7 separate regions of the Homo sapiens genome follow, and all the other regions are linked to region 3. Evidence: chromatin loops called from intact Hi-C (ENCODE). Cell type or tissue: ascending aorta. All regions are shown on one strand.

Region 1 (4,000 bases), 250 kb before region 3:
AATAATAATAATAACTAACACTTACTTTGCACTCTTTACATGCCAGGTTCTACGGGGTGCATTCACACACAAGCTGGTTCACTTTGTCCTCACAGTGACTGAACGAGATTGGCACTCTTTCTGTAATTCCCATTTTGCAGATGAAGAAACTGATCCTCAGAGAGCACCCCTGACTCCCACCAGGTCATACAGCTAGTAGCTAGCAGAACCAGCGTTTAAACCTCCTTGGCTTGCATATAGGATCCATGCTTCAGCCCATCTGTGGGGTTCCAAGTTATGACATGAGAATGGCTCAGGCTGGTGACTTTCCTAAGCAAAATGTTGGCAGTGGGATCCATGACACTATTTAGCTTTTATTATTCATCATTAATTGTAAGAGTGCATGTTCAATGTCACTAGCTGAGGTTCTCAAGCTTGCACAGGGAGACTTTCAATTAATCCACTAAAAAAGCTCTTTGTGCCACAACTAATGCATGCCTATTAATGTGTGATTACTGTAGAAGGCCCAGTGTTCTTTGTCTGAGACGATGTGAAACTGACCAGGAGCGGGGATGATTTAGACACAATCAGAGTGCATTACACAAGCTCATTTTCACGTTAATAGGAACAATAAAAGGCTTCTCACCATATTTACACCCAGGCCTTCTCATATTTTAGAATAAAAGCAGGTTATAAAAGAAGTTGTTCTACACAGCACATTTACTATTTTCCAGAGCTATCTGCAGCTTCCTGCAGTGCTGGCAGAATGCAAATAGCCCCCATAATTTGTTAGGGATTTTTAAAATACATGTGCAGTAAATTAGATTGATTAGTAGCTTTATTAAATTGTATGAGTCACAATTTTAGGATTTAATAACAATGCTCACATATTAAGAAATTGTTCTTTGCAAGGAACTGTTCTAACATATATATATATATATATATATATATATATATATATATATATATATATGCCTTAACTACTTCCATCCCATAATAATCTTATCATGTAGGTCATATTTTCAGCCCCATTTCACAGACAAGGAAACTGAGGCACAAAGGTGTTATTTAGCTGGGATACAGATGTACCACTAGGAGACGAGCACAGGTTTATGAGACAGACTTCAATATCCAGGCTCCTACCCTTTATGCAAATCTCCCATTAGGGCTTCCACTCACTTTATAGATATCATTTTTTTTTCAATTTGGCTACGCAAAAACTTCTGGACTCATGAGCCTGAAGGGTGAATTGAGCTGTGATTTCTCTCAAATGTGTAAGTGAAGTAACTCAGGAATGGAAAACCAAATACCGTATGTTCTCACTTATAAGTGAGAGCTAAGCTATGAGGATGCAAAGGCATAAGGATGACATAAGGACTTTGGGGACTCAGGGAACATCGGGAGGTGGAGTGAGGGATACAAGACTACATATTGGGTGCTGTGTACACTGCTAGGGTGACGGGTGCACTAAAAGCTCAGAAATTACCACCAAAGAACTTATCCATGTAACTAAACAAAAAAAATATCTATCAGTTTTTTAGTCTTATGAGCCTGCCTCTGGCTGCAGTTTCGTTGCCTTGCTATAATTTGACAGGCAATGCCATTTTTGTTAATTCCTAAATGGCTGGTAATTGGGATATTAATTCTTACTTTAGCCTGATGGTTATTTGCGTGTTTGGACATTTATTTTCCTTATCATTTCTACTTATAGTTCATGAATATTAGAGAATGCCTGGCCTTTTAATAGTTGAATTTTTAAATTCTTTATTTGAGATAAACACTATAATAAAGTTTTCTAAGTGTTAAAAAAACCCAACACAGAGGTACTGTCTTGAGTGAACATTCTCTGGCTCTCAGCATGCAGTGTACAGACCAGGAGCACACTGGCCAGCAGATGTCAGGAGTTCCTCATGGAAACCTAGGCTCTGGGCTCCGGACTGAATTCCGTGGGAGAGTAACAATAAACAGCTGGCCTGTGAAGCCCCTCTCCTCAAGGCCAAATCTCCCTCACATGACCCCAAGATACGATCAGGTACTTGGAGTTCTAGAAACACAACTAAGCCTAACCGGATCAAAGACAGGGCCTACAGCAGTGATGGAAATACTAAATAGTGGTTATATTTTTGTATCTTCCATGACTTGCATCTGATGAGCCCTAAATGTCTCAGGGAGGATGGCTTATAAATGCCGGGTGAGACAAATGACTCTCATGCTTTGCTTTTATGACTAAATTATAGTAAAAACAATCGACTCTGCAGGACTCCAGTTCCTACTTTTTCCTATTTGACCATTGTTCTGTTTCGATTACGAAAAGGTTAATGGTGATGGAGATATGTGTGACGATGCCAGTTACCATGTATTGAGTGCTCGCTAGGGGTTAATTGCACGTTGAACAAATATGAGTAGTTTCTATTTAATCCTATAGCAGTTCCTCATATATTTATTGTAAACAATTAAAAATACAGTGATATGGTTTGGCTCTGGGTTCTCACCCAAATGTCATCCCAAATTGTAATCCCCACATGTCAAGGGAAGGAGGTGATTGGATCATGAGGCTGGTTTCCCCATGCTGTTCTCATGATAGTGAGCGAGTTCTCATGAGATCTGGTGGTTTTATAAATGGCAGTTTTCCTGCACTCACACTTCTCTCTCCTGCCACCATGTGAAGAAAGTCCTTGCTTCCCCTTCGCCTTCCGCCATGAGCGTAAGTTTCCTGAGGCCTCCCCAGCCATGTGGAACTGAGTCAATTAAACCTCTTTCCTTTATAAATAACCCAGTCTCAGGTAGTATCTTTACGGTAGTGTGAAAACAGACTAATAGACATAGATTTAAAAACATAAAGCAGAATACATATAGAAGCATATAATCAATGTCACCCAAAATAACCACCTTTTGAGGCTAAACCATTTAGGTGCAAGCACATTGAGAATCATTCTATCTTCTCAATGATTTTAAACTTTTATAAAGTCTCTTTATCTCTAGTTGTACATTTTATCTTAAAGACTAATTTGTCAGATATTTTTCTGGACACAAAATCTTTCTTCGGTATGGCTTGCATAGTCTAATTTTTTCAATCTTCCTCTGTCTCTGTTTGAAGTGAATCTCCTATAAATATACATTTATTTTAATCCAAAGAGATGCTTATATTTGTTTTGTTAGATTCAGTCTCCTTATACGTAATGCAATTCTTAATATATTTGGGCTGTCAGCTTACTCTGCTTTTGTTTTTCAGTTTGTCTTGCCTGTTTTGTCTTTTCTTATTCCAAATTAGAAAATGTTTATTTACATATTTTCCCTATGAATTAGGAAATTATAAATAATATTACTCTTTCTAAGGGATTATCTTAAAGATTGCAATATGGATAACTGACATATTAAAGGTTACATTAATTGTGGCTTTTCTTCTTTTCCAGGAAAAAGCAAAAATCTTAGAATTGTTTAACTTCATTTATGCACTTTTTGAATTAAATGTCATTTTGCCATGCATGTTAATTCTGTTTATGTGTGCATTAAATTTCTCACATGACTATTTGTATTTGTGTTACTGTTTTATGTGGTCATTATTCATTCTGCATATTCACCCTTTGTGGTGATTTAATTCCTTCTTGGTTTTTTGTTATTGTTATTGTTTTGGGGTTCAGGGTGTGTGCGTGTGCGTGTGTGTGTGTGTGTGTGTGTTTTGGCCAAGATTTGGGATTATTTCATTCTTCCTGAATAACAACCCTTGATATTTTCTTTAATCTGGGTCTTCTGGTAACAAAGACAGTTTCTCTTTGTCTGAAATGTCTTTATTTCACTATCATTCTTAAAGAATATTTTTGCTGAGATACTTTCAATTATTTTGGTTGAGAAGTCACCTGTCAGTCTACACATTTTTTCCCTCTAATTGGAAAGATAACAATGAATTTTAAAGAACTAGACTTTAGTTCTGGAGGGACATGGCTGAGAATCCTGGCTCTGCTATAACTAGTGAGTGCCTCAAGCTTTCACACCTGTGAAATGGGGATAACAATATCTCCCT
Region 2 (4,000 bases), 390 kb before region 3:
GTTGACCCTCTGCAGGTGAATTTCCAGGAGCAGACAGAACTTCAGGTTGATTTTGGGTCACACCTGCTGGAGCCAACATGGGGCCAGAAAATCGAGGAGTCAGGTGCCTGTGGTCGTCGTCCCTCCCTGTCGCCTGCGTGGGTATAGGTCTCCGCAGGAGTCTACAGGTTTCGTTGTGTTTAACTCAAAAGCCAGTCAAAGCTGTGAGGGTCATGTTGTCCCTAGGCCCCCGTTCCTTTCTTTTATAATATAAATTTGCTCATTTTAAATCCTTTAGTTGAGCATCAGGGAAGGCATGAACAGGCATCCCCTAGTGACTCTCCAGCAACAGCAGATTCATCCAAATCTTTCAGCCATCGGCTCCTGGATATGCCTCCACGGCTGCTCTGAGGAACTGAAAATCTCTTAGGGAATTCAGCAAAAATGCAGACCTTAGAATATTTTTTGCCTCGTCTTTAAATAATGAGGTTTAAAAATCAGCCTATGTTATTTCCAAATTTTAAGGAGTACACATGCAAAAAAAATTTAATCAAACAAAGAATCACAGAAGCAATCTGATACATGTCTTTTGGGGGGATTAAAGGAAATATGTACAGTTGGGATTCTTGTGTGAATAAATGAGAGGCCTGGGCATGGGCCCGGTGGCTCACACCTGTAATGCCAACATTTTGGGAGGCCGAGGGGGGCCGATTGTTTGAGTCCAGAAGTTCAAGACCTGCTTGGGCAACATGGTAAAATCCAATCTCTACCAAAAATACGAAAAAATTTGCTGAGTAGAGTGGTATGTGCCTGTAGTCCCAACAACTCAGGAGGCTGAGGCGGGAGGATTGCTTGAGCCCAGGAAGCAGAGGTTACAATGAGTCAAGATGGTGCCACTGCACTCCAGCCTGGGTGACCGTGTCTCAGAGAAACAAAAAACAAAGAAAGAAAAAGAAAAGAAAAAAGAAACAGAAAAAGAAAAGAAATAGGAACTGTAAGTTATATTGCTAAGAACATAAGGGTCTTTATGAGCTCGCACACCTTATTAACTCTCACAACCCCTATATTAAAGGCATTTCTGGGCTCTGAGACCTACCTCTTTCCAAAGTGTGGGTGGGACACATCTTTACCTTGTAGCATAGATTCACCTGAGAATGTAAATGGCCCGTAAGGATTATAAGCTTTGATCCTGAAATGTATTTGCCAATTGCTTGTTGTGTTTACCAGCTGTCTCTGTTTAATGGGGAGTCCATAAGCATCTCTAAAGCGAATGCACGTGGTAAGCCCATTTCTAGATTTGTTTCTAAGTCCTGAATCTTTACTCCTATCTACTCCTACAGATATTCTGAGCAAGGGCCTTTTTGCTGCATGCCCCAATCCCTGTGAACACTGAGATAGTCTGCACATCCTGAGTAATCCATTTTGAAATGGTCTGGTATATACTAGGTGCTCAATAAAAATAAGGTATTGTTATTATTAATAGTACATTCTTCATTATTTCGCCGAACACATATTAATTAAACACTCACTCTGTTACCAGGCCCTGTGAGCAAAAGGGGAGAGAAGACAATTTACTGAGGCTAAAGTTAACCATCCCAGATTTCATCACCCACATTTCATGGCTTAGGGAAGAATAAGGTAAACTCCCTTCTCCAAATCTTCTTTGATCTTAAGCATATAGCCTTAACATCTGGAACTTACATTTAATAGGTTCAATTGTGGAGTTACACGATGATGGATTCTCATTTTTTCTGTTTGGAATTGGAGACGAAGCAATCATCACCAGGTGATTTACCTTGGCGAGAAAGTTGAAGAATTGACACTACAGTACGCTGCCACCAGGTGGCAGTCAATGCCTTTATCTTAGAGCTCGAACCACTAGCCGACCTCAGCATTACTAGTTCCAGTTTATGAGGAATATCAATAGTGTGAATATGTGATTAGTAATATTATGAATTGTAGGAATGTTATACTGTGGTTTACCATATCATAGACTTTTTAGGCACGTTATCCACGTTTAATCTTCACAGCAGCTTTGCGAAATAGTGTTATTTCCATTTCGTTAACAAAGAAGGGAAGGTTCCTAGGTTGACTGAGCTGCTGGAGGCCACACGAATCTTAGGTTGTGGACTTAAAACCACCAGACCCTCGATCCTGTCCTCATTCTATTCCACTTAGAGTTTTCGGAGTGCTGTTAATTTTCAACATTTTATTTAATATAATTTATTTAAGTAATTGAACTTAATATCAGAAAGCTATATGTTTAAGAGTATATATTATTTTTTTTCCATTTGACACCAGCCTGGGTGACATAGTGAGACCCCCCATCTCTACAAAACAAAGTAATTAAAAATTAGCTGGGCGTAGTAGTGGGGGCCTGTGGTCCTAAGCACTCGGGAGGCTGGGACAGGAGGATCACTTGAGCCTGGGAGGTCGAGGATTCAGTGAGCCATGATTGCACTCCAGCCTGGGTGACGGAGCAAGACTGTGTCTCAAAAAAAAAATCACAGAATAAAGATATACCTTGTAGAGTTCAGTACTTATTATGGGTTGAATTGTACTCCATACAAGATGCTGAAGAATTAACCCTCAGTACATGTCAATGTGACTTTACCTGGAAACAGGGTCTATGCCAGTGTTATGGGCTGAATGTGACCTCCTAAAATTTATATGTTAAAGCTCCTCATTTCTAATGTGATGGTGGTAGGAAGTGGGGCCTTTGGAAGGTGGTCAGGTCATGAGGGCGGAGCCGACATGACGGGTGTTAGTGCCCTAATGAGAAGATATATGAGAGACATGATCTAGCTCTCCACCACGTGAGGACATAGGAAAGAAGGATCTGTCTGCAAATCAGGAAGTCTTAGTAAGTTCTTACCAGGAACTGAATCAGCCAGCACCTTGATCTTGGACTTCCAGCTTCCAGAACTGTGAGAAATGAACATTTGTTGTTTTAGCCACCCGGTCTAGGACATTTATTCTAGCAGCCTGGACTGAGGCAGCAGATGATCAAGTTAAAATAAGGTCACTAGGCTGGGCCCTAATCCAGTATGATTGGCATCTCTACCAAAAGGGAACATTTATTCACAGAGACCGGCATGCACACAGGAAGAGCGCCCTGTGAAACTGGAGTTCTGCTGCCGCAAGCAAAGTGACCACTGGAAGCTGGTAGAGAGGTAGGGAGTATATCCTTCCCTAGCACCTGCCTGCAGAGGGAATGTGGCCCCACGGCCTTGATACTGGATTTCCAGCCGCCAGAATGGTGAGGCAAGGAACTTCTGTGGTTTCAAGACCCCCAGTTTGTGGGGCTTTATTAGGCCAAGTCTATTGATGACTCTATTTGTAAGGGCAAGTCTGTTGATGCCTCTATTTCTAATTTTAGCGGTGCAGCCTTTAGAGACGATGCATTTCACATAATTAGTATACCCAGGAGAAAATTATTCTTTGATTTTATGTTTGTTCCCTGCCAAAGGGACTAAAATATCCCCTTGAGAGATCAGCCATAAAATTTCCACCCTTTCTTGCCTCCTTTCTCTGCCTCCTTGCTCCTTTCTTCCTTCCTTCTCTTCCTCCTTCCTTTCCTTATGTTACAGTCTCGCCAATGCACCTTTTCACCTTCTGCTTTGGCTCCAATGAGAGGAGAGATTTTTTCTCCCTTTTCTTACCTCTGAGTTTGGATATTCCCACACCCCTCCCACCAGCATACATCCAGTCACTCCACACCAGAGCTGTCATTTAAAGATGGTCCCCGCAGATCCGGGAAGAGCAGAGGCTGTTACTTGCATGTTTGGGGCTCTGAGAAGGTGGAGGACGACCCCCCTGCTAGCAGAGAGCTTTGCCTTCAGTCACTCTTCATTTCCATGGATTGCTGGAGAGAACCCTGTTCCCTGTCTCCTATGGTTCCTCTCCACTGATGAGGTCAAGAGCCAAAAAAAGAGGATTAAGCTGTACCTGTGCTGAAAACATATATTAAGAAAACACTTCTGGAGGCTGGGCATGGTGGCTTATGCCTGTAACCCCAGCA
Region 3 (4,000 bases):
TGGTCCCTTTTATAACTCCACTGAATTCACCAGGGATCAGCAGGAAAGGAGAGGGTCTCCTGTATTGGCAAGAGTGTCTACTGATTAGTGACACCTACCAGGAGGTGACATAGGGCTGCATTTATGCAGGGGCAGGAAGGCGTGGACGTGGAGCTCGTGTGACCTGCATGGATGCCTCCTGATGCTCCCCCACCCCACTGTTACAGTGAGTGGGCAAAGGCAGCAACCCCAGCCTAAAGGTTCTGCTCAGACTGCAGTGAGACACCAAGGCCTGCCCAAGAGATAGCTGAGAGTGACAGGATTCAGAATGGATTGTGCAGGAGGGAGAGGATGCAGTTGCAGCTCTGAGATCAACTACAGTTATTGGGGCTATAATTCCTGCCACAAATGTCCCTCTTCTAAGCTTCCTCTCGTGAAGGAAGGCCCTGTGGGGACTGCAGAGAAGATGCTCCCAAGATGTATGGGAAGCAAAGGGCTGCAAGGTGGAGAGGGTGGGTTGTGGTGTCTGCGAGAGGAGACTCGGATGTCCGAGTGCGACAATGGACCAGTGACCCAGGCTGCTGCCCTCTGGACCTCACCACTAGGTTTGTGCTGAGACCACACCTCCCAGGGGTGACCCCAGCCATGATGCCCCACGGGCTCCCTAAGGCACACTACCCCAAGAGACTGGGCCTTCTTTGACGGAGACTTTGGTTTGGGGCTTCCATGCTGACTTTTCTAAATATTTCAAACTCCACAGCTGTCTGAGACTCTCCTGCCCACCATGCCACCCCTCTTTCCTTCCCAGACAACTGGACCTGCTTTGTGGTTGGATGGCTCTTCCCATCTCCCCTGACTCCCTGCCTATTTTCTCTCAAGAGTGTTTCTCCTAATACAACTCCTGCATGTCTAATCCCAACTTGCTTTCTGTTCTCTAAAGACCTAGACTAACACATCAATGCTGATTTTAAGAAGAAAATACAAATACCATTGAAGCCAGCTGGATACTCTTCCCAAACTTCCCAAACTGTCCCTCTCCACTCAGACGTAACCACTCTCCTAAGTCTAGTTTATCATAATTAGTAGCTCTTTTAATTGGGGATTTGAGGTGGTTCTCAGCATGAGAATTTAAACACACCATCTACAATTCAGGGCAAGAATGTCTATAACCAGGCTAATTTGCATTAAGATTAGAGTCATCAGATCTAATGGGTACCATTATTTCATTAAAAAAATACTTAATCTATTTCATTATATTTTACATTACTTAGTCTAATAAATTCTCTGCCTCCAGCAGTGCTGAAACATTTATCAGACTTCATATATAATTGGTCAATATTAACTCATTTATACATTTATTCTAACTTTGGAAGCAGGCCTAGAAGCTACTTTTTTTCTGCTTTCTTGCAAATAATCCATCATTTATAATTATTGATTTCACATGTGACAAGATACTTAATTCTATCAAATGGCAAGGTTTGCCAAGCACATAAAAATGAATTTGCCTCTAATTACTGGTTTTGATAATCCTGACTTCATTTACTCTTCTCCAGTGACAGTGCATTGCCAGCAATCGTTTCAATATGATCAAAGAATTAAAGCTATTACAGAGAAATGAGCAGAGTTCACAGAAATAGCTAAGAAGAGTCTTGGAGTCACAGAAAGTTGCGAGTGGAATTTACCTTGCTTAATTCAGCAAAAAGATATTCATTGTAGGTCTTTGACTTCTGGAGGTGTAACTCTCATGCAATAAGTAGTATTTTCGTGCACAACCTGACTTTAGTTCTTGTAGGAAAGTGAATTAGGAACTGTGAGTATTTGACTTTTTGTACTCTAAGTTGTGTGTGTGTGTGTGGTCTGTGTGTGTGCGCGCGCGTGCATCTTTGGGGTTAAAGGATTGTAACAGGCTCTGACCCTTCCTAGCAGCTGCAGGAGGTCTCCCAGCCACCCACTGGGCCTGCAGTAACGCCAGGGATGCCTTCAGTGCTGGTGGAGATTGCAATAGCGTCCACAAGAGGGCACTGCACGTCTTTGAATTTAGGCGTAAATAGCTAAACTATTTGGCTGTCATATCTGCTCAGAGGAAAACATTCATTGAATCCTCAGAGAATGTTAGAAGCATTTCCTTTGAAAAACATCTGAAAATAAAGCTAATATCCCTCTTTAGAAAACAATGTGGACTGCTAGGATATTTCTTTTGGAGAAACAACTGTTTTTCAGTAATTGAGAGACGGAAAAATGCTTTATCTTGGCATTATCTGAATCAAACGACAGTAAAGTCTTAAAATGCTTTTTCATCTTTTGCCAGATATTTTCGCATATTCAAACCTAGGAAAGACTATCCTTTTTAAACACATAAAAGCAACACTACAACTTAATAGCTAATTGTTCAAGCATCTCTCCTTGCATCCTGCTAAATGCTTACCAAAAGTACGGGCTGCTATGCTCAGTAATTTATTTGGAAATGGTGGAGGACATTGCCAAGGCAGAGACAGGCCTCTCTTTAACTAAAATGGAGTTTGCAATTGACAGATAGCACAAGAGTCAGTGCAAACATGGGTTGGGGTCTTTGTCAAGGGTGAGGGTCACTGGGAGCTGTGTCCGTGGCAGGTTCCCAGCAATTGTTTCTGACCTTGACAGCCATAAGGATACAGGAGGTCTAATTTAACCTACCCTGGAAACGCAGGGTCTCTAGTTCAATGAGGCTTCAGGGTCAGTGAGTAGAGACCTGCTGACTGTTTCCTGGGCCTCGTCCTGTGCGGCTGGCTTCTTGGCTTGTAGACGGCCCGGATCTACTCCCTGGATCTATGTCCGGGACCTGCTTCCTGGATCCTCACATGCAGGAGAAAGCAAGCTCCAGTTTTTTCCCTTCTTACTGTTAGGACACAAATCCAATCACGGGGCTCCGTTCTTAGGACATCATCTAGATCTGTCACCTCCCAAAGATTCCACCTCCTAGTACCATCCCATTGGATGGTGGCATAAGTCTCATGCAATTACATTTTGGTGAACACCTTAACATGAGGGTTAGGGTTTCAACATATGAACTTGAAGGGAACAGAAGCAAGCAGTCTTTAACAAGACACAGCCATTATATGGCTGTATGTGTCTCTCCCTCATACCTCTATTTATATCCATCTATACCTAGATCTGTATCTACATGGATCCCTATGTCTAGCTCTATGTCTATGTCTATGTCTATATCTATCTATGAGAAATGCCAGCATAAGTGATAGAAACTGTCTTAAATGTCTTAGACATTTTAAATATTTATATTTTTTGATCCAATATAATCAAAATAATAGTATAATCAATAATAATAGTATTAAACCCAATACTATTCAGTATTTGCCAAAATGATACTGTATAGAATGTACATACTGTGTGATTACCCAAAATAATTGCATTATTTATAAAACCATTATTTCACCATCTATCACTTTTTTGGTCCAGTAAAGGAAGACGGGTTTTCCAGTTCTTTCCTAACCGTCGCTCACCTTCCTCCAGTCCTGGGCTGTGGCTCTGTGACGGTGTTCACAGCTGCTTTGGCAGAGTTGAGTCATGGTGACAGAGACCATCTGGCCTGCAACGTCTGCAATATTTGCTACCTAGTCCTTTACAGAAAAGTGTGCCAAGCCCTGCACCAGACCATCTCTCCCAGACATGCCAAGAGACTGAGAGAAGAAAGCTGCAGTGTTCATCATCACCCGCATAGATTCCAAGAGAGGCTTTGAGATTGGAGAGGGCAAGGGAGAGGACTTCCTTATGTCAGGTTGTCACTGATGTTTCTATTTCCCTGTGCCTCGTAGGGAGGCATGGAGAGGACCTCATCCTCACCCCAGGTCAAGAGAGAAGGATTTTAAGACAACCACTCAGAGACTTTGATATGTGCGAAGTGGAGTTCGTGAAAAGCAAGGATGGGCCTTGAACGCTTATTTGGAAAAACTTAACAGTGTTTGAGGCTGCTCCCCTGGCGGGAGGGTGGAGGGAGAGGTGGCTGCATTGGGGGCGATCTGCACAT
Region 4 (4,000 bases), 300 kb after region 3:
TGGGATCCAATACAATTCAACTACTCACAGGTAACACACACGAGCACCAGTGAGCCCTTCCAGGGAACCGATTACCAAACTGTTCCCACAACAGGGATCAGATGTTACACCATTTCCTAACGCACATTCAAAAATATAGAGGCAGCCCGGTGCAGTGGCACATGCCTGTAATCTCGGCACTTTGGGAGGCGGAGGCGGGCGGATCACGTGAGGTCAGGAGTTCGAGACCAGCCTGGCCAACATAGTGAAACCCCGTCTCTATAAAAAAATACAAAAATTAGTCGGGTGTGGTGATGCAACGGTAATCCCAGCTACTCGGGAGGCTGAGGCGGGAGGATCACTTGAACCCGGGAGGCAGAGGTTGCAGTGAGTTGAGATCACGCCATTGCACTCCAGCCTGGGTTGACAGAGCCCAACTCCCTCTCTCAAAAAAAAAAAAGTTATATATATATATATATATATATATGCCCAAAAGAATTGATCCCAGAATGCAGGTTGACATCAGCTAAGTAGAAAAGAAAAAGGGAAAAAACCTTAAGATGTTTGGTTCAGTTGACCTGCAACTATTTGGGAAAACCTTTGCTGATGTATAATTTCTGAAGGTGAAAGGGAAAAATAGACCCAACTAAGAGAATTCAGGAAAGAAACAGGGGTGGTTGTCAGTCAGAGCAACAAAGTTGTGGAATTCCGGGTGCTTCAATGGCAGGGATGTGAAATGACAAATTTTTTAGACTCTGTCAATACCATTAATATTTATGACCCATCTCACACACACACACAAAAACCAGCTGTCGTGTGGCACATCCATCAGAGACTTCTGCCCTGGAATTGTTCTGCTTCGTTGGGTGATAAGCCCTGAATCACAAAATTGAGGACAATGATGTGAAGGATTTTATGCTGCTGTTTTACACCTCCTTAAAGGTGGTAAAATAATCAGAATTCTGTATTCTGAAGCAGTAACTTTCTTTAAAAAGTCACCTTTACTGTTGACAGGTGAACTAGATTACTGAATCACAGTGCCGAGTCATAAATAAGCACGTGTTTATGAGCAGTGAAAGAGCTCAACTTGCTCCCGAATTGCACCGCAGTCTCCTTTAATTCTGAGATTCTGCTAAGAAATGCCAAGCCTGAACCCTTGCCCCCAACGTATTTCTCTCCTTCTGTATCGTTCAATAAGGAACAATCTCTTCTCCACAGCAGGAGAAATGTGGAAATGCTTGTGGTTAAGTGAGGTCAAGATCTCTTGGTTTAAATCTTGCCTCACCTGTTACTTAAGCCTTATGATCTCAGACCTGATCCTCAGCTTTCTGGAGTCTTGGCCTTTTTTTTTTTTTCCTGCAAAATGGGTAATAGAATTCCCAGAACAATTATTTTGAGGGTTAAGTGAGGAAATTATGTATGTACAGTATGATACAAGTATATTATAAATGACAGCAACTTTTGTAAAATTAGGATTTCAGTGTGCTTAAAAAGGAGGAGCTCAAGAGTAGTGGTGAAATTGAAATGATTTAATGAGAAGGGTGGCTTGGTCCCTGACCATTAGGAGAGACGTGTCTATTACAGCCTCTCTGCCCTGCCTCCCACCCCTTATCCCAGGGCACTCCAGATGCACATCATCCCCGCCTGAGAGAAACAGCTAGGGAATGTTCCTAAACACTCCTTTTTCTTGCGTAGCTGATTGCAGAGCTCATTAGGCCTTTCGCTAAATGACTTGACTTTGACAAGGAGTAGAGATGGCGTTTTGATTGGCATCAGCTTCTCCTCCGGAAAAGGGCCTAGTGGGCGACGGTCCCGGCGCGCCCGCTAGATGGCGCCGCAGACCGGGTTGTGGCCGCGCCGGCCGCGCGCCCTCCCCTCCCCGCGGAGGCTCCCAGAGCCCCTGCCCGGCAGGTCCTCTCCGTGAACTCGCCGCGTCCTCAGGACCTGCGATTTCCAGGCCTTCCCGGTTTCCACCTGAGTGTGAGCAAATGAAGCCTCCCTCCTGCAGCCCGAGCCAGCGCTCAGCGCAGCCCCTGACCCCTGGCTCCTGGCAACCTGCTTCAGCCAAAATCTTAAGAGGCTTTATTACTTTTATTTAAAATGATGCATGCTCGTTATAACATTATTAAACTTAGGAAGAAAAAAATTCTAAGCGCAGCGCCCTCCAATACGACCATTAGACGCATGGATAAGTAACTGACACGTGGACATTATAACAATGAAATCCTACTCTATAAGTTGTATTCTATTTGTGAAAGTGTTCGTTTTTATTTATGATTATAAGAAGACAAAAAATCCAAAGTAGAGTTGATGTGTTTCATTAAAAATAGAGTATTCCATTGTATATGGTGTGTGTGTGTGTGTGCGTGTCTGTGTGTGTGATCACATTTTCTTTACCACTAATCCGTCCACGGGCACATCGGTCATTTCTATTTCTTGTGAATAATTCTGCAAGGAACATGTGAGTACTGAGATCGCTTTGAGATGGTGATTTTCTTTCCTTTGGATATATAACTAGAAGTGGGAATGGGAAATCATATGGTAGTGCTATTTCTAATTTCTAGAGGAACATTCATCCTGCTTCCCATAATGGCTGTATCAATTTACATTATTCAGCCTTTAAAAAAAAGAAAGAAATCTGCTATTTGAGACAACATGGATGAACCCGGAGGACATTATATTAAGTGAAATAAGCCAAAGAAAGAAAGACGAATACTGCATAATCTCACCTCTATGTGAAATCTAAAAAGTCAAACTCATGGAAACGGTGGAGGAGTGGTTACCAGAGGTCGTGGGATGGGGAAAAAAGGGGAGTTAGTGGCCAAACGGTGCAGACTTGCAGTTACAAAATGAGTAAGTTCTGAAGACCTAATGAACAACATGGTGCCTGTAGTTAATAACATGTTGTTTATTTGAAATTTACTAAGAGAGTAGAGCTTAAGTATTCCCACCACACAAAAAACAAAAAAATTAACTATTAATATATGAGTTGATGGACATGTCAGCTTAATTGTCTTAATCATTTCACAGTGTAAATGTTTATCAAAACATCACATTGTACATTTTAAATATGTACAACTTTTTTTTTTTTTCTTGAGATGGAGTTTCACTCTTGTTGCCCAGGCTGGAGTGCAATGGCATGACTCGGCTCACCGCGACCTCCGCCTCCTGGATTCAAGTGATTCTCCTGCCTCAGCCTCTAGAGTAGCTGGGATTACAGGCATGCGCCACCACGCCTGGCTAATTTTGTATTTTTTTAGTAGGCATGGGGTTTCTCCACGTTAGTCAGGCTGGTCTCGAACTCCGGACCTCAGGTGATCCACTTGCCTCCGTCTCCCAAAGTGCTGCGATTATAGGCGTGAGCCACCGCACCTTGTGAATTATACCTCAATAATGTTGAAAAAATACCAAAAATCCCCCAGAAAACATATTAACTGACAATGATATATTTTTAATTTTTAAAATACCCTGGTAATACTGAGGGGAAAAAAAGCTTGAATAAAAAGTAGATCAAGGTGTGGCACAATTAAGTCATTATTATGACCACAGTGGCTGCTCTCACTGCTGTGGCTACTAGCACCTCCACCGCCGTAACCTCTCCTTTCTGTTCCTTTCATGACACAATTTTAGCCCGTAGGATTGACTTCCTGTTTTGCAAGTGCAAGAAATGGCACTCTGAGACTTCACCCACTTCTCCTGTTAGATATTCGTTAGTTTTGTCATTTTTTTCGTGGCCGAGTTTGTGACATGGGTAACCTCTTATAGATCCTAATTCCCCCCTTCTGCTATCGTTGTTTCTCTGCTGGGGAACTATGCTAGGCTTCTCTTTCTCGTTCCGTTGGTCACTAACAGGCCATCTGATTCTTTCCATCCTCAGAGATGATTGGCATCTTTTATCTGCTGATAGCCCTATGTTGTTGCGAGATCACAACTTTCTGTTCATTTATTCTCATTTCAATGTGATCTAGAGGACAGATGAGATGCAGTGATTAGTCCGTAGTGTTCCTCACGTTCTTTCAAA
Region 5 (4,000 bases), 190 kb after region 3:
CTTCCCAAGGCCATTGGTCTCCGGTAGTGGTTCCCTGACATACATAACAGGAAGTAACATTGAGGGAATGAACTACATTTTCTGCTAGCTGGAGAAACAAGTTCTTTGTCTCTTTTTTCCTTTTTTGGAAGCTCTGGTGCTGGCAGATTCAGCTCCTCATAAAAGGTCTGAAACACTGGTTTGGGAGACCGCCTGTGGACCTCCCCTTGGACTAAAATATTTACTCAGGGATCCTGTCCAGTTCCATCTATTCCTAGAGTTACATACTCTCCTGTTTTCTAACGGGGATCAAGGAGATTGGTAATTACTAGTTCTAATGGATTACAGTGACCACTAGTGCAGGAAGAGTTACTCTTTCCTTTTTGAAGGCAGACAGGGTCCTTCTCATCCTTTTTTCAGGTGGCCTAAATGACACAGGACCAGTAACTACATTCATCATTACACAGTCCTAATTCATGACAAACATACTTATTTTCTACTGTATGGCTCCTTTCCCAATCTAGAGAGCCGCATCTTATTCTATTTCTATACAGGTTACTGTTGATTGCTGCACAGGTGTCAACTTTTAAGATAATTTGTTTGGGGACTCCCTTTTCTTCTGTTCTAGTTATTATTTTACTCTTATTGGCTTTTCTCCAGTTGCCAGTCCTCAACCTTATTTCAAACACTGTGGTCATGGGGTGTTCAGATGGATCATAACGAATACTAGGTTGTCCATCTTCTGGACTGCATACCTTATACTGGGTGTCATTATATAAACAAGTTCCTTTTAGAGTTCCTGTGTATTCATAATAACTATAAAACAGAAAGACTGTTTTAACCTTTTGCCCTACCTCAGTAACTTGATGCATACACTGGGAACAGTCCTCAGTCTGAAGAAGGTCAGTTGAAGTCCTTACTGTACAAATCCAGAATTTAAGGAAAATGAGTTCCAGGATGAGTTTCCTCATGCTTTGGCCATGCGTGGACCAGTTAGCTTCTGGGTGTGACTGGAACAGGGCTTGTCGTCTTCTTCAAAGTTACTTTTTTGCAGGCGTTGTACGGGCTTGGTCTCGCCTCCCAGGTCTCAGGTGCTGCAGGTTTTACGTGGCTGTGGTGGATCCAGGCTGGGATTCCCTCTACCTTTATGGCTGTGGGAGTGGTCAAGACGACGGTCTGGGGTCCTTTCCACCGTGGCTGCAAGGGGGCTACGTTCGAATCCTTGATCCACACCCGATCACCTGGGGAGAAAGGGTGAACTGGGGAGAGTAAGCTGATGGGGCACCTCTCACTTACCCAGGCTGAAATTTTTTGTTGTTATCTTCCCTAAAGCCTGTAGCTATCACTGTAACTCAATTTCACCTAGCTCTTGCGGAGTGCCTGGGAGTCCCTGTAGTGTGGGAGGGGGCTATGATATAATATTTCATAAGGGGAATATCCTGTTCTTTTAGAAAGGGTACATCTAATCTTAAACAATACCACAGGGAGAGCTTGTACCCACTTTAATCCTGTTTCTTGACACACTTTCCCTAAACTATTTTTGATAGTCCGATTCATCCGGTCCACCTTTCCAGAACTTTGTGGTCGATAGGTGGTATGTAGTTTCCATGTGATCCCCTATACCATTGCTGTCTTCTGTACCAAGTCAGCCACAAATGCCGGCCCGTTGTCTGAGCCAATTGGTAAGGGCAGTCCAAACCTAGGAATGAGATCACAGAGAAGCACATGGGTTACTTCATGAGCTTTCTCAGTTCGTGTTGGATAGGCCTCCACCCACCCAGAGTATGTACACGCTAGAACTAGCAAATACTTGTTACCTCCACATTTGGGCGTCTTGGTGAAGTCTACTTGGAGATCTTCAAAGGGGGCTGCTCCACAAGCCTGTATGCTGGGCAGGACTTTTGGACCTTGCCTAGCATTGTGCTGCCAGCAGGTGACACACTGCTGCGCCACTGTTTTGGCAAGGGCTGACAGATGTGAGATGTAGAAGTACCAGCCTAACAACTTTTCAAATGACTCTTCGCCTAGGTGGGTGGTCTTATGCAAGCCAGTACAATTGCAGCCCCTAGCAGCTGTGACACAGCTATTCTTCCATCCAATAACTGGATCCATCCCTCTTTTATAACCTGTCCTCCCTCTGCCTGGAGAAAGTCCTTCTCTTCTTTAGAATAAGTAGGCACAAGGTCAGGTGACTGAAGGAGCAGGGGGGCTGTGACTAACACCCAGTACGGGGTGGATGCTGCCTTTCGAGCCTCTGAGTCAGCTTGGGAGTTCCCCAAGGCAATCGAGGTGGAAGCTCACTGGTGTCCTCTGCAGTGCATGACTGCCACCCTTTGGGGCTCCCATACTGCCTCTAATAATTGCAAGATCTCTTGCTGATACTTTATGTCTTTTCCCCCAGAGTTCAACAGGCCTTTTTCCTTGTATAATGCCCCATGCATTTGGAGGGTTAAAAAGGCATACCGAGAGTTAGTGTAAATGTTTACAGTCTTACCTTCACTTAGCTCTAAGGCCTGAATTAAAGCAATGAGTTCGGCCTTCTGGGCTGAAGTGCCCTGGGGTAACGATTTGGCTTCAGTGACAGTGTCTAGGGTTACCGCTGCATATGCCACACACCTCTCTCCTTATGGGTTGACGAAGCTGCTCCTGTCCATGTACAGCTCCCAGTCTACTTATGTCCAAGGATGGTCTCGGATGTCAGGCCTGCTAGAATAAACTAAGTCCATCACCTCTACACAGTTATGTTCAACTGGGCTCTCTGATACCGGGAGCAAGGTGGCAGGGTTCAGGGTGTTGCAAACTTCAATGGTTATGTGGGGATTCTCACAGAGCAAGCTTTGGTATCTAGTTGGTCTAGCATTCGTTAGCCATTGATGTCCTTTGGTATTCATTAAAGTCACCACAGCATGGGGGGCCTTTATAGTTAGGTTTTGCCCAAGAGTTAGCTTATCCGCTTCTTGTGCTAGCTGGGTTGTTGCTGCCAAGGTCCTTAAAGATGCAGGCCAATGCTTAGAAACCCCGTCTAGTTGTTTGGAGTGGTAGGCCACTGGCCTCGACCAGGGCCCCACAGTCTGGGTCAAAACTCCAAACACCATTTTTTCTCTCTTTGACACATACAGTGTAAAAGGTTTCGTCAGGTCAGGTAGCCGCAGGGCTGGGACCAACATGAGATTTTCTTTTAACTCATGAAAAGCTCACTGCTGTCAGGACCCCCATTTGAAAGGTTCCTTGTCTCCCCGCTTTGTGACTCCGTATAGGCCCTTAGCCAATACTGCAAAGTTTGGGATCCACAACCTGCAGAACCCTACAGCTCCTAAGAATTCTTTCACCTGCCTTCTGGTCTTAGGCTCCAGCAGGTTGCAAATGACTTGCTTTCTTTCTGATCCCAGGCTGCACTCTCCCTGTCAGATAGTAAATCCCAGGTAACATACTTGCTGTTTGCAGATCTGAGCTTTCTTCTTGGACACCTTATACCCACAGTCCTCCAGGTGCCAGAGCAGGGTATCTGTTCCCTTGGCACACCCGAATGCCGTGGGGTGTCCCAGCAGGGGGTCATCGATGTACTGGAGCAGCACGCAGCCTAGGTCTCTGCTGGGAAACTTCTGGAGGTCTTGAGCCAGTGCCTCCCCAAAGATGGTGAGGGAGTTCTTGAACCCTTGGCGGAGTCAGGTCCAAGTGTACTGAGTGGTGACACCTGACCCCGGATCCTCCCACTGAAAGGCAAACAGTTTTTGGCTCTCAGGGGCTAGTCTGATGCTAAAGAAAGCATCTTTCAAGTCCAAGCAGGTGGACCGGCTGTCTTCGGCTGGCAGCAAACCCAACAACATGTACGGGTTAGGTACTGTTGGGTGCAAAGTCACTGTAGCTTGGTTGACCATGCAGAAACCCTGTACCAGCCTGTAGTCCTTGGTCCCTGGCTTGGGAACAGGTAGGAGGGGAGCGTTCCATGGAGACTGACAAGGGACTATAATTCCAAAGGCCCTCAGGCCCTTGAGATGGACCTGGACGCCTTCAAGGGCTT
Region 6 (4,000 bases), 570 kb after region 3:
GAAATCCTGTAGTGTTTTTGTTAGTTTTATCATTGATCCTCTAGATGTATGATCAGGTTCTCTGCTTATGGAGTTTTATATCTTCATCTCAGTCTTTATGTCCAAATTGTTTCCTTTTGTCTAATTGCCCTAACTAGTTCCTCAAGAACATTGTGAAATAATAGTGAAATTTGTTCATATTCTTGCTTTGTTAATGATCTTGGTGGAGGTCCTTCTAGGGTCCCCTCATTATGTAAACTATTGGCTTTTAATATTAAAGTCTATGGCTGGGCGCGGTGGCTCATGTTTGTAATCACAGCACTTCGGTAGGCCAAGGCAGGTGGATCACGAGGTCAGGAGTTCAAGACCAGCCAGGCCAACATGGTGAAACCCTGTCTCTACTAAAAATAAAAAAATTAGTCAGGTGTGGTGGTGCGCACCTGTAGTCCCAGCTACTTGGGAGGCTGAGGCAGGAGAATCGCTTGAACCCGGGAGGCAGAGATTGCAGTGAGCCAAGATCACACCACTGCACTCCAGCCTGCATGACAGAGCGAGACTCTGTCTCAAAAAAAAAAAAAAATTAAAGTCTATACCCACCATTTTTATTTTCTCAACATTTTTTTGGTCAATGATGTGTGTTTTTCAGCATTTATTAAGATAACCATTCTCTCTTTCTTCTCTTCCCACACCCACCCTTCCATCAGCCTGTCCGTCAGTTTCACACCTTCCAGGGGTTGAATAAGAGAGAAAAGAGGGAGGGGACAGTAAAGATCCTAGAGGCATCACTAACTTCCCAAGCTGGCTTTACTCTCTGGCCTTAGTAGAGGCTGCTGCTTTCTCTTATGGGTACTTTCACATATTTCTCAATGGTTCCCTGCTGGACCCCAGTGATAATTCCTCTGGTTCAGGAATAATTTGCTTTTACTGCCCCCAATTCCTTGCCTGCTTCTATTCATCCTGCCAACCACCCCACATAGATGCTCGCTCACAAAGGCTCCAGCTTGGTTTTCCATGCTGCATGTGTAGGGTGACATCCATTCCAGTTTTCCCAAAACTGTCTCAGGCAATTTCTGGTGTCTTGGCATAATTATTAATATTCTCCTGTTCACTTTCAAAAGTCTCCCTATTTGGGCAATAAGAGACCTAGCTTCCTTAGAACTGGGCACACCTGGAGTACAGGTACACATGGCCTTCTTAGTTTTGGGGCACTCTGAGCACCCAGGTCTCTCCTCACAGAGCAGCCCCCAGACAGCTCTGCCACCAGACAGGTAACGAGGCCTCCTTAAGACCTGCATATCTCTGGGGCAGGGATCATATCACAATCCATGGTGTCTTCCTGTTTCGAGCTCTTCAAGGGTCCATCAAGCAGTAAATAAAGCAAGTAGCATCTCCCCTTTCTCCCCACTTTAGGAACTACAGAGCTCATCGAGGAGTTGTTTGTTTTTTTCTTTACAATCTCCTCCATTTTTTTACAATGGCATCTGGATATTGGCCCCTAGGTTGTGTCCATCTTCACAGCAGCCTGGGACACATTAGCATTTAAAAGCATACCAGAGCCAGATTCAAATTTTTACGCATCCAACTGTTTCCAACATAGCTGGTATTTAACCATTTAGAACTGTCCTGCTTTGTATACGTTGCAAACTGCATCCAACATCTGCTAGTCATAGATAACGACAAACTTAGGAGCTCTAAAGCCCACCAGATGGCTCTTGCCCTTTGGAGGTCTCTGACCCAGAGACTCCCTACTGGGCTGCAGGACAACATCACCTGGACAGGTGAGTCTCACCTAACCCAGGAGTTCCCTTCTCCTCCTTTTTATCTGGGTGATGGGCCACACACCACAGCCTCTGGACCAGCTGGTGCTGTGAGGGACCTCCTCTGTCTGTAGCTATGCTAGAGTTCAGTGGATAACCACGGGTGCGCTCCTGCCACCTGGTGGTAATATCTCCTCTCTTTTGAAACCCATGATTTCCCCATCTGCTCCCTCCTCCTGACATTTTTTATGTTTTTAAAAAGGTTGAAGAGCATTAGGCATTATTGAACAAATTTTCAGACATTCCTTTGAAAATCTGCATTTTGGTCTGTTACTTTATTTTGAAAATCCTGATGTTTGGCCAAAACTTCCTGCTCCACCTGTGTTGAGCATCTTCTATAGAGCGTATTGCAACATCACAAGTGCATTTATTAGCTGGAATGAATACTTAATCCGTGGGTGAGGTGTTACCCTGGGATCTCATTTAATACTAACAACAAGGAAATCTATGAACATGTACTTAGGCTCTAAAAGTGTTAAAGGAAAATAAGTAAATCCTGAAAGCAGGCTGAGACTCCTGGGGATTTTTACCATCACTCATTGACAGCTAAAGATTTGATAGTGATGTGAAAGGAAGAATGGTTTGATTTTACAAATGTCTGCTTGTAGCTTTTCTGTTTTCTTTGTTGTATCTTGGTAACTTTCATCCCTCATGAGGCATAGTTATTACAGGGAACATCTTATGTATGCAACAAAACCCTTTGCACCATATACTTTAGAGTTATTCTAAGAGGTTTTCAAGGGCAATTTTACTACACGCCGTATTCCACTTGTATTCTGAATTTAGAAAACTTGTGTAAGGTACAAGAGTAGGAAACATGCCAGAAAAGAGAAAAAAGAAAGTAAAATGTTACACCTGTGCCCAGAAGACTTAAGTGCTGAGAGGGGAGCTGGGCTGTCATTGAAGTTTTGTTCTAATCCCAGTCTAAAATGACTCATTGTGGTTGGCACACATGAAGATGCCAGTGTACTGAGAGGTAAGGAGCAAAGGGGAAGATGGTGATACAAGATGAAAGAACAAGTCAGCTCATGCCCCGAGGCTGGTGTTTGAATTTTGTTCTAATCAAAAGGAGAAGGCTCTGGAGGGTTTCAAGCGGAGGAGAGATGATGCTTGATTTATTTTTCTAAGTGATCCCTCCAGCAACTCCACGGAGAATGTATTGTGGGACTTAAATATCAGTGATCAGATGGATGTATTGAAAACCATGGAAGGGCCAGGGGTAGTGGCTCACACCTGTAATTCCAGCACTTTGGGATGCCGAGGCAGGTGGATCATGGGGTCAGGAGATCCAGACCATTCTGGCTAACATGGTGAAACCCTGTCTCTGCTAAACATACAAAAACTAGCTGGGCTTGGGGGCAGGTGCCTGTAGTCCCAGTTACTTGGGAGGCTGAGGCAGGAGAATGGCGTGAACCCAGAAGGCAGAGCTTGCAGTGAGCTAAGATCACGCCACTGCACTCCAGCCTGGGTGACAGAGCGAGACGCCATTTCAAAAACAAAACAAAAAAAAAAAAAAACATGGAAGACAGTTGAGAGATGTGGACTCAAGTCAAGTCAAGATAAGGGTTTCTTTCTAAGCTTTGCCTTCCGTTCCCCTTCTTAACCTGTGGACAGCCAGGCACTGCCGTGATGAATGTGAATTTTAAGCACTAATGTTCTAATGAAATACATACACTAATCAGCACTGTAGAATTGAAGATCAGGTCTTCAGGTAGAAGTAATTGAAGGCTGCATTCAACCCCCAAGCTATCGATCTGACTGCCAGGCAAACTACACTATCAGATTGAAAGAAATATCCAGAAGCTAATTGCTGGAGTCGTGAATCTCTACACAGTTATTAGACTCACAATGAAACCTCATGAGAAAAAATATATTAATGTGGCTCCAAAAAAGTTGCCTGGTTTCTATTTACTTTTCATTGTTCAAATAAAAGACTGTCTCTGAAATGAAGAAACTGAAATAAATGTGTTGACTTAGCCCTGGCTGCCCATCTACTACACTATCACACACACAAATGCAACATGAGCATAAAAGGATCCTGGAAACAGCATAGAAAAAACTCAGCAATGCCAAAGTCTCAGTAACATACCCCAATCCCCAGAGATACCTCAGCATGGGAAAAGACACAGAAAAGAAGGCAATGTTTATTGTTAAGCAAGTGCTGCAATTGAGTCCCAGAAATTCAGACATTTCTCCAAACTTCC
Region 7 (4,000 bases), 400 kb after region 3:
CTCTGCACCTGGTGTTATGAAGCACAGTGGGGAGCAGGTGAGGGATGGTACACTGTAGCCTCAGGTCCTATGGATGTGGGCTTGGATCCTGGCTGCTTACTATCCTCCCTGGCTGTGTGTCTCCAGATGAGTGATTTAACCTCTCGGCGCCCCAGTTTCTGCATCTGTAAAATAGAACAAATCAAAGCACCTCACTCATAAATACTATTGAGAAGCCTCAGTGAGATATTTCCCCTCAAGCACTGGCACAGCAAGGGAGTGTGGTGGACGTTTCATGAATGATGTTCCTCACTTTAATTTGAAGACTTAACATCCTCATTTCGCAGTTGAGGAAAGACAGGCTGAGAGGTTTGGCTGTTAGATCAACATCACACAGCTCAAGAGTGGTCGAGTTAGGATGTGGACTAAGTCACAGGTTACCAAGTGCCCTTCCAGGAGGTACTGTGGCCTTGCTCAGCCTAGAAGGGGTCCCAGGGAAGGAAGGAGGCATATTCCTGCTAACTATAGCCTGGAAACAAACAATACGGTGCAGTCTCCCCCACAAAACTTAAGTGTCAGAGCACAACCCCTGGTGACCAGAAAAGGCCTCGACTCAAGGTCCAGCTGACAGATGCCTCTGGTCACCTCTAACCCCACAGTGTTCAGTCTGAAATTCCAGCTGAAGGTACAAGTTTGAAGGTCATCATATCGCCCCACTACCTGTCAAGTTAAGCTGAACCCTGGGGCAGGAATGAGGACTGACTTTCCCAAGGTCATGCATGTGGTAATGGCTGAGCCTAGAGTCAAACCTGGACTTCGTGAATTCATATCCTCCTTTGGGGGTGATTTTGGGTTGGCAAGTCATGTGTGTGTGGGGGTCTCCTTCCTTCAGATCCATGCATCAGTGTGAATGACACTCTTCTAATAGATGACAAAGAACCAGACACCTGCCTTTTCACAGCTGGATGTGCCTCAGAACATGGCACACCCAAGACTCAGAGAGGCAAGCACCTTGCTTAAGGCCACACAGTGAGACAAGGACAGAGTCAGAATCTGAGCCTAGGCCTCCTGCCTTCCAGCCCAGGGCTCTTGGGGCCCCACAGCCTTCTGAGAATATCCTATGAGAAAGTTGGCTTTTCTTTTTCTTTCATGTAGGAAACAGAAAAACAGCCAGGAATCTTGAATGTTTATCTAAATATTCTGTTCACAAAAAAACATTTTAACCACATGGACTTGAATGGGCTTAAATTCAGTGGCACGGGGTGTAAATTCCACATAAATAAAAGCACTTTGGATTATTGAATAACTTTCAAGAATGTAAAGGGGCTGTGAGACCAAAAAGTTTGGGAACTGCTCTTCTAAGTAGAAAAAGCTTTTCTTTTCAGCTAAGCATCTAGAATGGCCAAACAGCCTGATGTATCAACACAATAATATAGTAAAAGTAGTAATAGTAATCATATAGTCATAGTCATAAAAATATAGTAATATTAATAATAATGAGTAGGCAGCTAAAAGTTGAGGATTTATCATGTAGCAGATACCTTGCTCTGTGTGCTACCTGCAGGTGCAGAATCTCATTTAATCCTCACTCCAACCCTGTGACTTAGGCGCGCTCATTATCCCCATTTTAGGGGTGGAGGGAACTGAGGTTCAGACCGTGAATTCCCTTGTCCACAATTGCACAGTGAAGGGCAGAGCTGAGATTCAAATTCAGGGATTCCTGACTCTAAGACATCCTGAGAAATGATTCTGCAACTATTACTGGACCCTTTGCAACACTGTCTCCCAAACTCCCTTAAACAAGCAAAAGCGCCCTCAGGATTTGTAAGAGGTGAAATGTCTTCCACCTGTGCACAGGGCAATCCTCCCTCCAGCCCTGCCCAGTGCCCAGGGGTTGGCAGAGTGGCTCCACCTACACCTGCACGGGTGGCCCCGCGCCTCTCACGCAAGTTCGGCTCCCGCTCCCTCCGGTCCCTGTGCAGAGCGCCCCCTGTCGGCCCCTCGTGGAGCCTGGGCCAGCGCAGCGAGTCTTTCCGCAGACACGCCCTCTAGCGCCGGCGGCTGGGAACGCACCGCGGTGCCGCCGGGTCCCGCAGGGGCGTGGCGCGCACCTGGGGATGCACCTGCACCAGGCCGCCTGCCCCCCTGCCGCGCGCGCCCCGTCCTTCCCTTTTTCACTTCTTTCCCTGTTTCTGTTTCCTCTCTCCATCCCCATATCCAATTAAATCAGTGGAAGCTCTCCCGAGGAAGAAGCGCGCAAGCACGTAGAACTCAGCAGGGCGTGGCAGGACCTCACTGGCCCCTCTGCTCTTCGTTCCTAGGCACCCCTCCCGGCAGTGGAGTGTCCTGGCAGAGCTTCCTGGTGGTAACGAGAGGACCAGCCATCAGAAATAGTGTTTTCGTTAGGTTATTGTTCTGTATTTCTATTCAGGGTCCCCTTCAAATAAGTAAAGAATTGCCAAAATCAGATGTCAAAATATGTGGTATGTATTAGCTGCTCACAATGAACAAATGAATGCTTTTAAACTGCAAACGTTCCGATGTTGAGATGAGTTGAGAATACTAATTTCAACGGGAGATTCGATCCTGTGATGGTCACATGTAGAGTGGCCGGGAAGGTGTTTTTGAGCAGCCTTTTCTGCATGACCCTTGTTTTGTTTTGAAACAGGGTCTCAGTTTGTCACCCAGGCTGGGGTGCAGTGATGGGATATCTGCCCAGTGTAGCCTCAACCTCCCGGGCTCAAGAGATCCTCCCACCTCACCCTCCCAAGTAGCTGGGACCACAGGCCTGAACCATCACACCCGGCTAGTTTTTGTAATTTTTTTTTTTTTTTGTAGAGATGGGATCTCGCTATGTTGCCCAGGCTGGTCTCGAACTCTTGGGCTTAGGTCATCCACTGCCTGCCTCAGCCTCCCAAAGTGCTGGGATTACAGATGTGAGCCACCATGCCGGGCCCCTGCATGACTGTTAGTGGACTTGTAGGCTCCCTCGGAGACAACATCAAAAGTGTAAATGTGGTGCAGGACCAGAAGCACCCCCTTCTGGGGTCTTTTGTGAATTTGAGGTCTGAGCTGGAACTCTACTTGCTGTCTCCAGCCAGTTTAATCACGGATGAAAATGTTGGGGTCTTGCCTCCCCTTGCTAGTGGGAACTCAGGGAGTGGTTATAAGAAGCTTCCCAAAAATGATGACAGTGACACAGCTGACTTTGCTTCAGGCTGGGTGCTCTGCCTAATGCCTCATCTGCGTGAATCCCTGTACCTTTCACAACGGTCTCTAGCAAGAGTTGCTCTTATTGATGAGGAAGCCAAAGGGCTGGGTGACGTAGACATATGCACAGAATCCTATTGCAGATGCTGTGGTGTGGGAGGACTCGGACCCACCTTTCTTACCCGGGAATAACCCTGCGACTCTGTAGGAGGATTGGAAGAACACAGCAGCTCACTGAGCTGCACTGTAATGTCTGAGCAGCTGGAATTCAGCCAGGGGGGGTGAATCCCCGTCCTAGAGCCGAGTGGAACCTGAAGCCTCTTACAATGGCCTGAAAAATGCCTCTCTTCTCCCAGAACAATTTCCTAAGATGTCAGCTTCTTGGGAGTAAAAAACAAAAACTGAGGCACAAAGCATGAGAAAGACTTATTCTACAGTAAGAAGATAATTGGCACCAACAGTAGCCACTAAGCTCATTTCTCCAAGTCTCCTGCTCTGGAAGTTTTATTGGTGAAGCCATCAGTCTTGTTACCACTCATAACACAGTACTGATGATCAGGCACTGTGTGTGTGTGTGTGTGTGTGCGCGCGCGCGCGTGTGTGTGTATTATTGTTCTAACATAATCACCTCTGGAAACATCTGTTGTTAAACACAGCACTGAATGCATACCTTGCTTGATTGGTTTCTGTTAATCGCATCCATAAATTATGCATTAAAGTGGATGCAGGAGCAGAGAGAATGAGGTGGGAGTTGGGGAATGGTGAGCCAGCCATCTCCCAAGTGAGTTGCTGAAACCTAGCCCATTCCCTT

What was found. Hi-C counts contacts between places; a loop is a spot of excess contacts. Peaks named below come from ENCODE experiments on the same cell type or tissue, not always from the same donor. Only the 100,000 strongest peaks of a DNase experiment are listed, where the experiment ranks them.
Region 1: a loop joins it to region 3, with 5 times the contacts of the local background. A loop is called at or near these places in 26 of 110 quality-filtered maps.
Region 2: it touches region 3 in a loop (4-fold over the local background); 13 of 110 quality-filtered maps call a loop at or near these places.
Region 4: a loop joins it to region 3, with 11 times the contacts of the local background. A loop is called at or near these places in 11 of 110 quality-filtered maps.
Region 5: a loop joins it to region 3, with 2.3 times the contacts of the local background. A loop is called at or near these places in 8 of 110 quality-filtered maps.
Region 6: a loop joins it to region 3, with 19 times the contacts of the local background. A loop is called at or near these places in 24 of 110 quality-filtered maps.
Region 7: it touches region 3 in a loop (5-fold over the local background); 8 of 110 quality-filtered maps call a loop at or near these places.

What each region holds. Positions count from the first base shown.
Region 1 is chr12:127,924,079-127,928,078 of GRCh38, reverse strand. The region is part of intron 3 of LINC00508 (long intergenic non-protein coding RNA 508); the gene reads left to right. All of the region lies in intron 1 of LINC00507 (long intergenic non-protein coding RNA 507), which reads right to left. Among named protein-coding and RNA genes, the nearest start is that of LINC00507, 11 kb to the right of the region's middle. In ascending aorta, a CTCF peak has its summit at 1,876 (motif pointing right); a DNase peak (open chromatin) is centred at 1,888; H3K27ac peaks cover 756 bases.
Region 2 is chr12:128,067,429-128,071,428 of GRCh38, reverse strand. No RefSeq gene overlaps it. Among named protein-coding and RNA genes, the nearest start is that of LINC02441, 42 kb to the right of the region's middle. In ascending aorta, a CTCF peak has its summit at 1,819 (motif pointing right); no DNase peak of the experiment used is centred here; H3K27ac peaks cover 367 bases.
Region 3 is chr12:127,675,716-127,679,715 of GRCh38, reverse strand. No RefSeq gene overlaps it. Among named protein-coding and RNA genes, the nearest start is that of LINC02411, 41 kb to the right of the region's middle. In ascending aorta, a CTCF peak has its summit at 1,966 (motif pointing right); a DNase peak (open chromatin) is centred at 1,965; H3K27ac peaks cover 434 bases.
Region 4 is chr12:127,379,069-127,383,068 of GRCh38, reverse strand. No RefSeq gene overlaps it. Among named protein-coding and RNA genes, the nearest start is that of LINC02375, 41 kb to the right of the region's middle. RefSeq lists a silencer at 1,796-1,905. In ascending aorta, a CTCF peak has its summit at 1,808 (motif pointing right); a DNase peak (open chromatin) is centred at 1,858; H3K4me3 peaks cover 614 bases.
Region 5 is chr12:127,483,980-127,487,979 of GRCh38, reverse strand. It overlaps LOC105370067 (a long non-coding RNA gene), which reads right to left and starts at 3,452. Exons shown (of 4, transcript XR_945528.4): 1 at 834-3,452. In ascending aorta, no CTCF peak of the experiment used is centred here; a DNase peak (open chromatin) is centred at 2,215.
Region 6 is chr12:127,106,706-127,110,705 of GRCh38, reverse strand. The region is part of intron 1 of LOC107984449; the gene reads right to left. Among named protein-coding and RNA genes, the nearest start is that of LINC02405, 48 kb to the right of the region's middle. In ascending aorta, a CTCF peak has its summit at 1,927 (motif pointing left); a DNase peak (open chromatin) is centred at 1,885.
Region 7 is chr12:127,278,873-127,282,872 of GRCh38, reverse strand. The region is part of intron 2 of LINC02376 (long intergenic non-protein coding RNA 2376); the gene reads left to right. Among named protein-coding and RNA genes, the nearest start is that of LINC02376, 3.4 kb to the left of the region's middle. RefSeq lists a silencer at 1,939-1,998. In ascending aorta, a CTCF peak has its summit at 1,991 (motif pointing left); a DNase peak (open chromatin) is centred at 1,995.